Linked DNA regions of Homo sapiens: region 2 is linked to region 1. A link is a contact called in ENCODE Hi-C or POLR2A ChIA-PET data. All regions are on one chromosome and are shown on one strand. Each heading gives the region's core, a stretch centred on a gene start or an enhancer-like site at or near the end of the contact. The rest is flanking DNA. Distances are from core to core; before and after follow the strand shown. Region 1 overlaps PIAS4 (protein inhibitor of activated STAT 4). Region 2 overlaps ZBTB7A (zinc finger and BTB domain containing 7A).

The links. Hi-C counts contacts between places; a loop is a spot of excess contacts on that map. ChIA-PET counts read pairs that join two places held with the same protein, here RNA polymerase II (POLR2A). Pooled maps may share reads with other maps.
Region 2: a loop to region 1 is called in a map of heart left ventricle, with 3 times the contacts of the local background. The contact joins two enhancer-like sites. A Hi-C loop is called at or near these places in 23 of 168 maps with a recorded cell type or tissue (Right ventricle myocardium inferior, Right ventricle myocardium superior, adrenal gland and 14 more) and 18 of 50 pooled maps. POLR2A ChIA-PET finds 5 or more read pairs at or near these places in 12 of 52 experiments (AG04449, CD8-positive, alpha-beta memory T cell, GM10248 and 8 more).

Annotation. Positions count from the first base shown.
Region 1 is chr19:4,021,502-4,028,995 of GRCh38, reverse strand. It overlaps PIAS4 (protein inhibitor of activated STAT 4), which reads right to left. Exons shown (of 11, transcript NM_015897.4): 3 at 4,876-4,960; 4 at 809-850; 5 at 396-486; 6 at 148-276; 7 at 1-65. Among named protein-coding and RNA genes, the nearest start is that of PIAS4, 18 kb to the right of the region's middle. Within about 2 kb of position 5,195, at least 5 of the 41 ENCODE cell types and tissues checked have a DNase peak (open chromatin) inside an H3K27ac peak, as active enhancers do; they include psoas muscle and right lobe of liver, where a contact is called at or near this core.
Region 2 is chr19:4,058,285-4,065,370 of GRCh38, reverse strand. The region is part of intron 1 of ZBTB7A (zinc finger and BTB domain containing 7A); the gene reads left to right. Among named protein-coding and RNA genes, the nearest start is that of ZBTB7A, 5.1 kb to the left of the region's middle. RefSeq lists silencers at 142-331, 3,774-3,823, 3,854-4,093, 5,114-5,503, 5,524-5,653 and 2 more and enhancers at 1,642-1,821, 2,316-2,823, 4,854-4,963, 7,052-7,086. Within about 2 kb of position 4,895, at least 34 of the 41 ENCODE cell types and tissues checked have a DNase peak (open chromatin) inside an H3K27ac peak, as active enhancers do; they include psoas muscle and right lobe of liver, where a contact is called at or near this core.

The sequences.
Region 1 (7,494 bases), core at 3,946-6,445:
TTCAGCCTCTGCAGCAGCTCCGATGAGGTCAGCTGCCGCACCAGGTACAGGGCCACCGAGTAGCTCTGGGGACAGAAGGAAGGGGTCAGGGCTGGCAGGACGGGGCCGGGGTTGGGGGGCAGGGTGGGCACCCGGGCACGCACTCACCTTGCCGTAGTTCCCCCAGGTGACAGTGATGCGGTTGGTGGCCGAGGACAGGTACATGAGGTGGGTGAGGTTGATGGGGCGGCACGGCCTCTTGGGCTCCACCCCGGGCTTATTGGAGGGGTAGTAGCCCTGCAAGCAGATGGGCCGCTCAGCCTCGAGCCAAGAGCGGCTGGGAAATCCGACGGCCCCCACCCTCCCTCCACGCCCCCCAAACCCGTGCAGCCGACGCGGGGGCGGGGCATGCTCACCGGGACGGAGCAGTAGCTGTGGTTGACCTTCACAGCGATGTTGGGCGGGTACTGGTCCTCCTGAGGGCAGCTGGTGTCTGAGTAACAGATTCTGCAACGACAACAGGGACCATGGGGCGGGGAGGGGGCGCACAGGAGGGACTAGGCTGCTGCGGGGGTACACGAGTGGTAGCCAGGCGGCAGTGATGGGGGCACCGGAGAATGTGACACGGGGGGTATCAGGGCCCCCGGGTGTGGCCTGAGTGGGGGTCGGATGGTGATGTATCCCCAGACAGGGATAGACAGCAGGTGAGGAGAGCTGGGCTCTGCTGTTAGCAGGGGAGACTGAGAAGGGCCTGGGCCAGGACTGGGGGGCGGGGAGGGGCGGGTGGCTGGGGGTCCAGCCCTGGGGTCGCGGGCACACCTGGGCATACCTCAGGACGACCTGCACGGCTTTAACTCCGGGCTGCAGTTCCCTGTGGGTGTGGAGCAAACCAGAGGAAAGGAAAGGAGAGCTGAGTGAGGAGGGCGTGACCCCAGCCCACCCGACAAGGTGGAGACCGCCACACCACAAGGCTCCCTCCCCCAGAGCTGGGAAACTGAGGCCCAGGACTCTTTTGTACGGGCTGGGTGAGAGGAGTGGCTGTGAGGTCAGGAGAGGGGCTGGCCTCCCTGGAAAATGCAACAGAATCCACAGCAAAACCCTGAACCAGAGAGGGCAGCCAGGTGCCTCTCCCTGCGAAGAAACATAGCTAAAACGTGCATGCGGGAATCTAGCAGCTGGCTCACAATGGCAAGAAAACACCCAGTTTGGGAGGTCAAGGCTGGCGGAGCTCTTGAGCCCAGGAATTTGAGACGAGCCTGCGCAACATGGTGAAACTGTCTCCACAAAAAATTACCCAGGCGTGGTGGTGCACACCTGTGGTCCCAGCTGCTTGGAGGCTGAGGCAGGGGGATCGTCTGAACCCATGGAGGCACAGGCTGCAAGCTATGATTGCACCACTGCACTCCAGCCTGGGTAACAAAGAGAAACACTCTCCAAAAAAAAAAAAACAAAAACCAGTAACACCTGAGGATAAACTTTAACAAGAAACGCCCCCAGAAGAAGAGGAAAAAGTCTATCTACCCAAAGACGCATCCGTGGATGTTCACAGCAGAACTGACCACAACAGCCACAAACTAGCAGCATCCTGAGTGTCCTTCCGTAGACCGAAGGACCAACACGCACGGGACGCGACCCAGCCATGGAAAGGAGCCAGGCTCAGACCCAGGCCTCAGCACAGGTGCACCGTGAGGATGTCCCACCCAGTGAGAGACGCCAGACACGAAAGGACACACAAGGCAGGTGGCTCACGCCAGTAACCCTGGCACTTTGGGAGGCGGAGGTGGGTGGGTCACTTGAGGTCAGGAGTTCGAGACAAGCCTGGGCAATATGGTGAAACCTCGTCTCTACTAAAAATACAAAAATTAGGCCAGGTGCAGTGGCTCACGCCTGTAATCCCAGCACTTTGGGAGGCCGAGGCGGGCGGATAACAAGGTCAGGAGATCGAGACCCTCCTGGCTATCATGGTGAAACCCCGTCTCTACTAAAAATACAAAAAAAAAAATCAGCCAGGCGTGGTGGCGGGTGCCTGTAGTCCCAGCTACTTGGGAGGCTGAGGCAGGAGAATGGCGTGAACCCAGGAGGCAGAGCTTGCAGTGAGCCAAGATCGTGCCACTGCACTCCAGCCTGGGCCTCGGAGTGTGACTCTGTCTCAAAAAAAATACAAATATTAGCTGAGTGTGGTGGTGCACGCCTGTAATCCTAGCTAGTCAGAAGTCTGGGGCAAGAGAATCACTTGAACCTGGGAGGCGGAGATTGCAGTGAACTGAGATCGCGACACTGCACTCCAGCCTGGGCGACAGAGTGAGATTCTGTCTTAAATAATAATAATAAACGAAAGCCACATAGTATGTGATTCCACTTCTATGAAATGTCCAGGACAGACCCATTTACAGACAGGAGGGGATGCGTGGGGGCCAGTGGATGAAGGGTGGCAGCTGCTGGGGATGGACATGACTGCCCTGAGACTAGGCAGTGGTGGGAGCTGCGATACCTACTGATCCACGAGAACCCACTCGATGACACCCTTAAAAACTGTATATTCTATGGTATGCAAATCATATCTCGACATAAGAAAAAGAAATGTGGGATGGGCAGGGTGGCTCACGCCTGTAATCCCAGCACTTTGGGAGGCAGATGTGGGGTGGATCACGAGGTCAAGAGATTGAGATCATCTTGGCCAACATGGTGAAACCCTGTCTCTACTAAAAATACAAAAATTAGCCAGGCGTGGTGGTGCGCACCTGTAGTCCCAGCTACTCGGGAGGCTGAGTCAGGAGAATCGCTTGAACCTGGGAGGCAGAAGTTGCAGTGAGCCGACATCACGCCACTGCACTCCAGCCTGGCGACAGAGCGACTTCATTTCAAAAAAAAAAAAGAAAAAGAAAAAGAAATGTCCAGAAGCTTTCTGAGGAGAAAACCAAACTTTTTTTTTTTTTTTTTTTTGAGACGGAGTCTCCCTTTGTTGCCCAGGCTGGAGTGCAGTGGCAGGATCTCGGCTCACTGCAAGCTCCGCCTCCCGGGTTCACGCCATTCTCCTGCCTCAGCCTCCCGAGTAGCTGGGACTACAGGCGCCCGTCACCACACCCGGCTAATTTTTTTGTATGTTTGGTAGAGACGGGGTTTCACTGTGTTAGCCAAGATGGTCTCGATCTTCTGACCTCGTGATCCACCTGCCTTGGCCTCCCAAAGGGCTGCGATTACAGTTGTGAGCCACCGTGCCCAGCCCAAACTGATTTTTTTATACTGTGTGGCTGGCTCTGAGCACTCTGCAGCAGGGACCCAGTGCAGGTGGAGGCTGTGCTGACCCAGGTACATAGACAAGGAAGACGAGGCTGAGAAAGACGAGGTCGCCACCTTGGGTCACCCAGGCAGAGAGGCCTCCATGGCCAAGCCTGGCTCGGCTGGATCTGAACCCTTACTAGGTGTGAGGGCCAGGCTGGGAGGCCCCAGGAACCTGGCCCCACAGCAGGTGGGGGCGGTGGGTCTGAAGCGGCTGGGCACGAGAAGCTAGGCATTAAATGGGGGCGCCCGGCCCAGCCCTGCCATGGACTCAGGGGTGACCTGGGCAAATGGCCTCCCCTGTCCTAAGGGCCCAGCACCTACCATTAGCCTGCCCAGCAGGAATCTGTCTCAGCTGGAGGCAGTACAGCCTCGGAGAGACTGAGGGAGGAGCAGAGCGCAGGGCAGCCACACTGGCCCCTCACCTGCCACAGTTCAACCGTCCTCATCTGAGGACGACCCTGCCCCAGGCGACACCGAGCTGTGTCTGGGGACATCTGTGGTTGTCAGAGTTAGGGGTGTTCCTGGCACAGAGCAGGTGGAGGCCAGGGATGCTGCTCAGCAGCCTGCAGTGCCCAGGACGGCCCCACCGAGGGAACCATCCCACCTCACTATCCACGGTATGGAGGGGGAAACCCCGTATTCATTATATAACTGGGAAAAAACCTGACTTCCGCCAGGCGCAGTGGCTCACGCCTGTAATCCCAGCATTCTGGGAGGCTGAGGTGGGTGAATCACCTGAGTCAGGAATTCGAGACCAGCCTGATCAACATGGCAAAACCCTATCTCTACTAAAAATACAAGATTAGCCGGGCGTGGTAGTGAGCGCCTGTAATCCCAGCTACTTGGGAGGCTGAGGCAGGAGAATTGCTTGAATCCAGCAGGTGGAGGTTGCAGGAAGCCAAAATCGCGCCACTGCACTCCAGCCTGGAAGCCTGGATAACAAGAGCTACACTCAGTCTCAAAAAAAAAAAACAAAAAAACACCTGACTTAACTTCCTGCTCATGCTGGACACCAGAATAAATTCCTAAGGCGGGCGGTGTAAACCGGGGACCCCCAGCTCCTGGGATTCACCTACTTTCTCCCCCTCCAATTCAGGGTGTGGATTTCAATGTATGCAGCCTTCTGGGACCTCAGCAGGGCAGAGGATCATGGGACACAGAGTCTCTTGGGGATACGTGGAATCCCCTAACCCAGGGAGGTCTCGCCCGGGTTATCCTGCCCTAGGGGACACTGGACAATGTCTGGGGACATCTGTGGTTGTCACAACAGGGGTGTGTTCTTGTCATGGCGTGGGTGGAGGCGAGGAATGCTCCTCCGCTCCCTGCAATGCCCAGGATGGGCCCAGGAGGGCAAGACCGTGTTAAAAGGGCACAGTCAGTCCGCCTCTCTCTAGCAGGCTGCAGGGCACAGGCAGTGGGCACACAGGCCAGCACCTGAGACCCAGGATGGGGTTTTCTGGAAGGAAGCAAACCCGGCCACTGCCTTGCAGCACGGTTCTGGACTGAGCCCGAGCGAGGCCTGCAGTGGACGTGGCTGCCGGCTCTCCCCAGTGAGCCCAGGAGAAAGTGGGTGGGCGGGCGGTGGGGTGCTGGGCTGGGGGAGGTGCCGCACACCTGGAGTTCCGGATCAACTCCACCTGTCTTGGCGTCAATGCGAAGATGCACGGGCTCTCCTGAAGCTTCTCGTTGTTCTGTGGGACTGAAGACAAACACGGGGTCAGGGGCATGTCTGGTCCCTGGCAGGTCCCCCGAGCCCAGTCGCTTTTCCCAGCCTGCGCCTCTTCAGACCAGGAAACAGGAAATGGGAAGTTGGCTGGACAGATATGTGGGGCAGAGGTGGGGGCCGCCCAGGAAGGAGGATGAGGGAGGACTCCCGCCCATCCCCTTCTCGGGGCCGCTCACCATGGCCTGTGTCCTGTTGACGGCCACTCAGATTGCTGGGTGACCTTCGCAGCCTGTGGGATGCAGGCGTCTACTTAGGAAACCGAAAAGTGCCGAGCTGCCTGGCGGGGAGAGCTGGACCCAGCCAGGCCAGCAGGACACTGCCATACCTCCTCTCTCCTGAGCACAAACCGGACCCGGCCCTTGCTCTCCTCCTGCCTGCAGGGTGGCCACGTCACCCGGACAGAGGTGGTGCGGGGGGTACTGACGGGATGAAGGCCATGGTGCTCACAAGCCTGGGCCCTACCCTCTTACTTACAACTGGACTGACAGGCAGAGGCGCAGTCAGAAAACATTGGTTTTTGTTTGTTTTGTTTTGTTTTGTTTTGTTTTGGAGATGGAGTTTTACCCTGTCGCCCAGGCTGGAGTGCAATGGCACGATCTCGGCTGACTGCAACCTCCGTCTCCCGGGTTTAAGCGATTCTCCTGCCTCAACCTCCCGAATAGCCACCAAGCCTGGCTAATTTTTGTATTTTTAGTAGAGATGGGATTTCGCCATGTTGGCCAGGCTGGTTTCGAACTCGTGACCTCAGGTGATCCGCCCATCTCAAACTCTCAAAATGCTGGGATTACAGGCGTGAGCCACTGTGCCCAGCCAGCCCCATTTTTTTTTTTTTTTTTGAGACTTTGTTTCACTCTTGTTGCCCAGGCTGGACTGCAATAGCACAATCTCAGCTCACTGCAACCTCCACCTCCTGGGTTCAAGTGATCCTCCTGCCTCAGCCTCCCAAAACAGCTGGGATTACAGGCATGAGCCACCACGCCCGGCTAATTTTCTATTTTTAGTAGAGGTAGGGTTTCTCCATGTTGGCCAGGCTGCTCTCGAACTCCCGACCTCAGGTGATCTGCCCACCTCGGCCTCCCAATGTGCTGGAATTACAGGCATGAGCTACGGCGCCTGGCTGCCGCATCTCTTAAAAAAACAGCAGGGTGTGGTGTCTCAAAAAAAAAAAAAATAGCCAGGCCTGGTTCGGGCGCCTGTAATCCCAGCTACTTGGGAGGCTGAGGCAGGAGAATTGTCTGAAGCTGAGAGGCAAAGGTTGCAGTGAGTGGAGATCACACCACTGCCTGGGCGACAGAGTGAGACTGTTTCCAAAAAAACCCAAAAAAACAAAAACAAAAACAAACGGCCAGGCGCGGTGGCTCACGCCTGTAATCCCAGCATTTTGGGAGGCCGAGGGGGGTGGATCACGAGGTCAGGAGATCGAGACCATCCTGGCTAACACGGTGAAACCCCATCTCTACTAAAAATACAAAAAATTAGCTGGGTGTAGTGGCAGGCGCCTGCAGTCCCAGCTACTAGGGAGGCTGAGGCAGGAGAATGGCGCGAACCTGGGAGGCGGAGCTTGCAGGGAGGCGAAGCTTGCAGTGAGCCAAGATCGTGCCACTGCACTCCAGCCTGGGCTACAGAGCGAGACTCTGTCTCAAAAAAAACCACCAAAAACAACAACAACAACAAAAAAAACAAAACTCTAGCTGAACAACAAAAAGACAGTGAGAACACAAACTACCAATATCAGAAATGAAAGAACAATAGTACAGACCCTACAGCTTTTCGGTTCAATAGGGGAATAAAAGGTGAAACTTTATGCCAATGAATCTGACAACTTAGTGACATGGACAAATCCTCCCAAAGATGCAAATTACCAAAACGGGTACCAAAAGATACAGGAAGTTTGAAAAGCTCTTTACCTGTTAAGGAAGTTGGATCCATAATTAAAACCTTTTCTGAAAACTGCAGGTCCAGATTGGGCATGGTGGCTCATGCCTGTAATCCCAGCACTTTGGGGGCTGAGGTGGGTGGATTGCTTGAGCCCAGGAGTTTGAGGCCAGCCTGGGCAACAAAGTGAGACCTTGTCTCTACAAAAAATTTTTAAATTAGCCAGGTGTGGAGGTGCACACCACCTGTAGTCCCAGCTACTTTGGAGGCTGAGGCAGGAGGATTGCTTGAACCCAGGAAGTGGAGGCTGCAGTGAGCCATGATCGTACCACTGCACTCCAGCCTGGGCAACAGAATCAGACCCCATCTCAAAAAAAAAAAAAAAAAAAAAGAAAAAGAAAATGCAGGTCCATATCGGTGAATTCTATAAAACATTTTGGAAAGAAACCACATAAACCGTACATAAACTCTTTCAAAAAACAGAGAAGGAAAGCATACTTCTTATTTTACAAGGCCAGCATAACTCTGATACCAAAACCTCACAACTCAGCATCAAGGAAGGAAAATTCCCGATGAATACCCCTCATGAACACAGATGTAAAATCCTCCACAAAATATCAGCCAGTATTTCA
Region 2 (7,086 bases), core at 3,646-6,145, 37 kb before region 1:
GCTGCGGCCGGGGCGGGGGAGGGGGCCGCTTCCTGCCCCCGCCCGGGCCTGACTCAGCCCCGGGTGGGGGGCCTGGCCTGGCCCCTCGCCCTGCCCGGACGGCCGTCCGGCTCCGACCCGCGGGAGGGGGCGGAGAGAGCACCCCAGTCCCCGCCGTCCGCGCCCCCAAAGCGCGTGACCCCGTCTCCTCTGGCCCGGACCCCCCCTCCTTTCCCTTGACGCCACCACCACGTGCGAAGCCTGAGCCCGGGCAGGGGAGGGGGGAGCTGGTGGGATCCAGCCCCCTCCCTCCCGCTCCCTACCTCCCGGGCGGGAGACCCAGCCCCCCCGGCCTGGGAGCCTGGCTGGGGGCTGAGCGGAGCGGAGGAGCGGGTGCCCCCCCAGGGACCGGGCCTCTGCGGGTTCTGGGAGGCGCTGCCCGGGCTGGCTGGCGGGGGCGCACGGTGGGCCGCGGCGGGAGGTTGCTGTCCACCCGGGCCCGGACACCCAGTCGGCGCCCACTAAATGTTGGCGGAATGCAGCCAGGAGTTGGCGGCGAGGCGGGGGGAGGCAGCAACTCCTCTCCCCCCAGTCAGGCGGCGGAAGTCACAGAGGTGCTGGTGCCCCTGCCACCCGCGGCACCCACCTGGCTCACCCATGGGTGGCGGGCTCGGTGGGCCCCCCCACCTCCCTGCCAGCTGCCTCCGGAGAGGGCGTGGGGATTCCGTGTCAGTGCCCCCCGCCCCAACCTCAGAACTGGACCAGGGCGTAACCCTGAGCGTGCCGCTCCCACACTGGGGGTGCCTCCCCACCACCGGCCGATCACTTCCTATTGGCAAACTGGTCTGGGAGAGGTCCCGGGGAGGCCAGGCTGGGGCAGGGGCCCAGGCCAGGCCAGGCCTAAGCCCAGCCCTGCTGCTGCCAGGGCCTGAGGGCTTCAGGCCGGGGGCGTTTGTCCGCGAGGGCCACCCGCCATGGGGCCCCGAGAGCACCTATCGGCGGGGCCGGGGCCTCTGTTTACCACCAGCCATCGCTGTGGAGACAGAGCTTGGGGGAGAAGGGGGGGCAGGAGCCGGCCGCTGGAAAAGCGAAGTCTAAGGAAGGAAAGAAGAGCCAACCGGGACACTGAAATTTTAATTCGTGGGTCAGTCCGGGGGGTATTTATTATTCAGTTCCGATTGGCTGCGTGGCGGCCAGTCAGCACCTGGGCCCGGGCGGGCAGCCACGCATCGGCAGAGGCCCGCGGGCGGCCGCAGGCAGTGGATGGGTCCTTTGCTCTGTGCGGGAGACTGAGGCGCGGCCGAGGCAGAGCCCAGCCTGGGGCCTGGTCGGAAAGGTTCCTGGGGCGATCACAAATCCCTGCTGGGTGTTTGTTTGTTTGTTTGTTTTTTCCTTTTCTTTCCTTGAGTCCCTCTGACCTATAGCTGGGTCCACCTGGTGGCAGATCCCCGTTGCCATATGAGGAGGAAACCAAGGCCGGGAGGGGAGGTCAAATGTGAGCCTGGAAACTCCGGAGGTTAGAGCAAGCCTCGGAGCAGGTGCCGGTACTAGGCAGGGGAGACTGAAGCGTAGGGGGAAGCAGAGAGCGGCCCAAGGTCACTCAGGTGGGGTCAGAGCTGCCCCCTGTGCTCCATCCTTCCAGCTCGGGGCCTGTCCAAAGTCCCCTCCCACTGTGTGGTGGCCCAGGGGCGCCTGCCCACCTGTCTTTAAGCAGGGCCGGAGGTTGGCAGTAGAGGCTCAACTGCAGGCACCTGCCTGCAAATGGAGTGTCACCGAGGCTTATTAAACCCTGTGTCCGAAGATGACATTGAGGCTCAGAGAGGGCCAGCATGGCTCCCAAGGTCACACAGCACGAGCCACAGCCCTCTCGCCTCCCTGCCTCACCGGGCAGGCCCTGGCTGGCGCACGTGCATACGAGGCCCCTCTGCAATCCTGCCGAGCCACAAACTCGTCTCACCTTGGTCCTCAGAGGCGGGCAGGGCTCTGGGTTTTATGACCAGAGGAGACCGAGGTCACCTCCCCAGAGCCAGCCCACTGCAGCCCAGATGCTCCAAGGAGGGCTCCTCAAGGGTTGGAATGCTGGCACGCTTGCTCTGCGACCTTGGATGAGCCCCGTGACCCCTGCAGCCGGGGCGCGCTGTGTTCCTGGGGCTGTGGAGGGTCCCCCAGCTGCTGCCTGCAAAGCCACCCGTGGTGTCTTTTCTCCTCCGCGGCGGAAACTCCCAGGTCAGCTCAGGGCATGGCAGAGACCTGAGTGTGGGGTGTGGGTCAGAACTGCGTGAGACACCTGCACCCCCACCTGTCACCTGCCAGACCATAAACTGCCCTGCAGTAGCCCTGGGCAACAAGGACAAGAGGAACGAGCTTGGGTGGGGGTGAGCCTTGGGTGGGGGTGAGCATGGTCCAGTCCTAGCCCAGCCCTTGGGTCCACCCCAGCAGTCACTCCCCCTCTGCCAGCCTCAGTCTTCCCATCCAGACAGTGGGGAGATGGTCATCAGCCCTAGAGTGTTGTCTCGAGGGTTCGCTCAGCGGCTCATTGGGAATGCTTGTTGAGCGACTACTGTGCACTGTGTCAGGCCCCTGCGGAGCTGTCTTGAGAGCTGGAGGGGCAGAGGCCCCTCCCTGAGCCACCCATGTCAGCTGGACTCCAGCCCTGCCCCAGGCTCCTGTGTGAGAGCTCCCTTGCAAGGCAGCTCTGAGGGTATGAGGATAAGCCGTCCTTCCTCTCAGCCCCCAGGGTAGGGGGATTTCATCTCCTGCTGGTATCCGGGGGCCAGGAAAGGGGATGGAAGGAGCCGTGGGAGGACTAGTTAGGCAGGCCAGAGCCAGACAGACGGCCCGTGCTCAAATTCCAGTTCTGCTGCGCGACCCTGGCCAAGCTGCTCCCCCTCTCTGATCCCGTTCCCCGTTTGCAAAATGGGGCACAGACACAGATCCTGCCTTCCAGCGCTGTGGGTGCCGTCACGTACCGTGGGTCTCTGGGGCGATTATCAAGGCCCAGCCTCCCCCAGCTGCTCCGAGGAGCGGCTCTGGCCCTTGGGCCCCGAGCGCCGAGTCCAGAGCCCCAAAGCGCAGAAGGCGCCCCTCAGAGAATCCGGCGCTCGGGAGGAGCGTGGCCAAAGGACCAGCCCCTCCATCTGTCCCCCCAGCAGGCTGTGGACGGCCACTCGGTGGAAGTGTCGCCACCCACGCCTTTCTGGTTTGACTGGAAAACAAGGCCCATCCCACCTATCAGGATGCCTGAGAGAAGGATCTGGCCGGATTCTGCAGGCCGCCAGGCTCCCAGGCTGAGCCTTCCACCTGCTCAGGCGAGAGTGGGGGTGGGGCAGGTATCTCCAGGTGACAAGCAGGCCTCCCTCAGGGGAGGGAGAGAGAGGTCACCTCGGCCTCTCACAGGCATCTCAGCTAAGCAGGTGCAGCCTGGGCTGATGGCAGGGTGGACAAGGATGGGCTTCCGAGAGTCTGGCCTTGCTTGCCCCCAGTGACGGGAAGCTCAGCCCCTCCACTGTCGTCATGAAGCTTCCTCTTGGAACCTGGGCTCGGGCTGTAGTCTGGGCTTCCTGGCCCATGACATCTCAGAGTGTGGGAACAGGGTGGGCCTCAGTCCCGCCCATGAGTTGGGCGTCAGATGGGATCCCCCTGGCCTCCTCATCGCTGCCCCCATCCCCGCTGTCACACTTCCCACTGGGTCCCCACGGCCTTCCTGCCTCTGGCCCTTTAAGGCCCAGGCAGGAAGCCCCTCCCCATTTAGGGCAATAAATGGACACGTAAAATGGCCGAGGGCCTGTTTGCTCCATGTCTGGCCCAGAGGGAGGCCTGCGGGCGAGGGCAGGCGGGCAGGGGGCGGGCTGGCAGCTGGCAGCCACCCCAGGCCGTTGGTGCCCCCCGATCGGGACACTGCATTCCTGTCCCATTAAACCCAGGCCGAGGACTGGGCCAGGCGGGGCTTGGCACCAGGTCAGGGCGGGGTTACCCGTCGGGACCAACCTTGCAACACAGGCCGCTGGGCGGGGAGGGGGCGGGGGCTGCCGGGTGCGGGCCTGGCAGCCGCACCTGCACACCAGGCTTACAGTGTGACCTTGGGCCGGCCGCCCACCCTCTCTGGGCCTGATCTCCCCTTCCAGCTTCCTCCTCAGGCCCCACCACTCACTCCCTTGGTAGGTGAGGAGGGGACTGAATTCCCGGAATAGCATTCAGGAGCAAAGTTCCCATCCGTGAGGGGTGGTGAACAGCCTGGCAATGTGTTTTGGGGACTGGCTCTGGCGCACATTAGGTCCCTGGGCTAAGTTTGCTGAATGGATGTGAGCGGGACCCTGACCACAGTGGGGGGCCCCTTTCCACTGTTACGACCCCCATCCCCCAGGAGACAGAGGCTCAGAGAGGTCTCGCATCTTGCCCAAGGTCACACAGCTTGGAGGTGGGGGAGCCGAGGCTTGAACCCGAGCTGCTCTGCACAGCACATGAGGGGTGAGAGGTCCCTTTGGCCTCCTTCCCTGCTCTCCCTGGGCAGAGGGTTGGGTGGGGGCCCTGATCCCCTCATTAGACGGCCCCCTGCTCCAGGAAGTGACCTTCGGGAAGGTGGCGGGTGGCAGTTACCTGCCCAGCCCTCACCTTGTCGTGTGACCTTGGGGAGGCCCCTGGCTCCCACACCCTGCACTAGCGATGCAGCCTCCTCTCTGCCGGTCCCCCTTCCCCGGTCGCCCACCTCCAGGCCTCAGTTCCTGATGCTCCCCGTGCTGGGGTGCCCTTCTTGGGATGCCGGGGTCCTTCCTAGGCGACATCTGCTGCTCCCTGAGCCACGTCAGGGTGCTTCCGAGCTCACGACACATCCCCCGCAGCTGGGAAGTGGCAGCTGCCCAGATCAGAGGGCTGCTGTGTGACCTCGACTGGGCCGCCTCACCTCTCTGAGCCTCTCAGGGACCTGGGGAAGACGAAGTGAAGGTGCCCAGTTAGTTTGGGAGCACAGAGGGGGCCGAAATGCGGCCCGGGTGCCGTGGCTCTCGACAAACACTACAGCAAGTGACCCTTAGGTTAGATGGGAGGTGGGACCGGCAGGCTGCACAGCCCCCTGCTTCTGGGTATGCCTGGCAGCCAGCTGGGTGGGCCGGGGCGTGGGCTGTCTCTGGTTTATCCGGCGGTTTGCTGCGCCCCTACTATGCGCCACCCTGGGAGGGTTGGGCTTAGGGGCCTGGGAGTGGCCCGGGGGGAGGAGGGCGCCCCACCTCCAGCCCAGGAGGGGCCTGCCAGGGCCTGCCCCTCGGCCGCCGAGTCAGCACCAAGCAGCCCCGGAAATCCCACGGAGGCCAGCGCGGGGGAGGAGCTGTGATGAAAGATGGGGCCCCGGGTGGGTGTGGGCCGAGCCCAGGGGACCCTGGCCGGCAGGGGTGGGGACCTGGCTGGCGTGGGGCCGGGGCTTCCTGGAGGAGGGGAACGAAACCGCCACCTCCGGAGGCGTGTACCGTGTGTCGGGCGCACAGTGGGGCTTCAGCACTCGGGGACTTTTTATTGCCAAGACTTTGTGGCCCCCGCCGGGGGTGCTCTGGCTGGGCCCGGCCTCCCCTCTCCCACCTCGGAGGCAGGGTCTTCGGCCCTTTCCTTAGGGGAGGCCTCCAGGAGGCCTAGGTGGGGGCATTGGCGCAGGGCGTGGCCGGCAGGTGGCTTGTGTTCCTGGAGTGAGGGCGTGGGTCAGTTGTCTCAGAGCGAGTTTAGTTTCCAGGGCGAGGGCAGGGCCTTGCCCTGGGTGGGTGGGGGGACCGGCCCCTCCATCATTTCCTGGCCCCCAGCCCCTGGGAGTCAGCCCTGCCGGGCATCCTTAGGCCAGGACTGCAGCCCTCTCTGGGCCCCGGCATTCTCATCTGTAAAACGCGGCCACAGTCCTCTCACGGGGGCTTTCCTTGGCTGACATCACCCCGGGCCTCGCTGCTTTGAGGGAGGGCCTCAGTGATATTTAGGGGGGAACAGGGGCCCAAGAGAGGGTCCCAGGCTGGAGAGGGCAGAGACTGGGACCCCCGGACCCAACCTGGAACTGGGATCTTCACACTGGCGGGGACCTGCAGGAGGTCGCTGAGCCACCTGGATTATTTTGGGCCCATCCTCCAGGCCCCAGGAAAGACACCTCCCAGCCACTCCAGAGCGGGGACCCTGGTCACCCGAGGGGAGGAACGGCCCAGCAGGCCAGGGATAGCCATCTTGGGGCGTTGGTGGCCTGGGTCAGAGGTCTCCCCCCATGCTGGGGTGGGTAGGAGGGCCCGGGCCCGTCTGATCCGGAGCTCCATCTGCTCACACGCTCCCCGCGGCCCAGGGCCAGACGGCAGATGGTGGCAGGGGGTGGACACCACCAAAGGGGACTCCTCGGAGGCTTCCCAGGGCCGAGCCTTGGGTGGGGTCGCTCCCCTCCTACCCTCCCTGCTCCCAGCAGCCACATCTGAGCCCACCGCCCCACCACAGGCCTTAGAGTAGACGGGGGTGCTGAGCAGCTGGGCCCTGGGCCGAGGCTGGAAGGAGGGAAGGAAGGCGGGTGGAGGGGCCTGGGGAGCGTGGTGGCACTGAGCAAGCTCACAAAGGCCTCTGTGTCGCCTGGCAGCTCAGGCCCCGCGCTGAGGGCCCTGGGCTTTGGGTCCGGCTGGACCGACACCATGCCTCCCTTGTGGGGCCTGGCTCAAGCCCGTCGGCGTCAGAGCCTGCCTGAGCTGCTGGGCTGGGGGACAGGAGGGTCTGGTGGCCCGGAGGAGGCCATGAAAGGCCCAGCTCAGGCCCTCTCCCCAGGGGCCTTGCCCAGGGGCTCTGGCCCGAGAGCCACCGGCCGGCCTGGAGGAATGTGAGCTGTGCTGGGTGACTCGGGGCCGCCAGGGGCTCCCAGGAGAGGGCGGAGGGGTGGGGACAGGGGCCAGAGGGTTGCACAAGCTCCGAGTGGGTGGATGAGTCACAGCCGAGGGGAAGGCGGAAAAAAGGGAGGGGGAGAAAGGGGTGGGACAGACACAGTCCCCCCAGGGCCCGGCGCTGCCCGAAACCTCTGCCCATTTGACAGATAGGGAGACTGAGGCCCAGAGAGGGCCAAGGCCTTGGCTGGGGCTGAACAGCTCAGCTGGGGTGGCTGAGAGTTGGGGA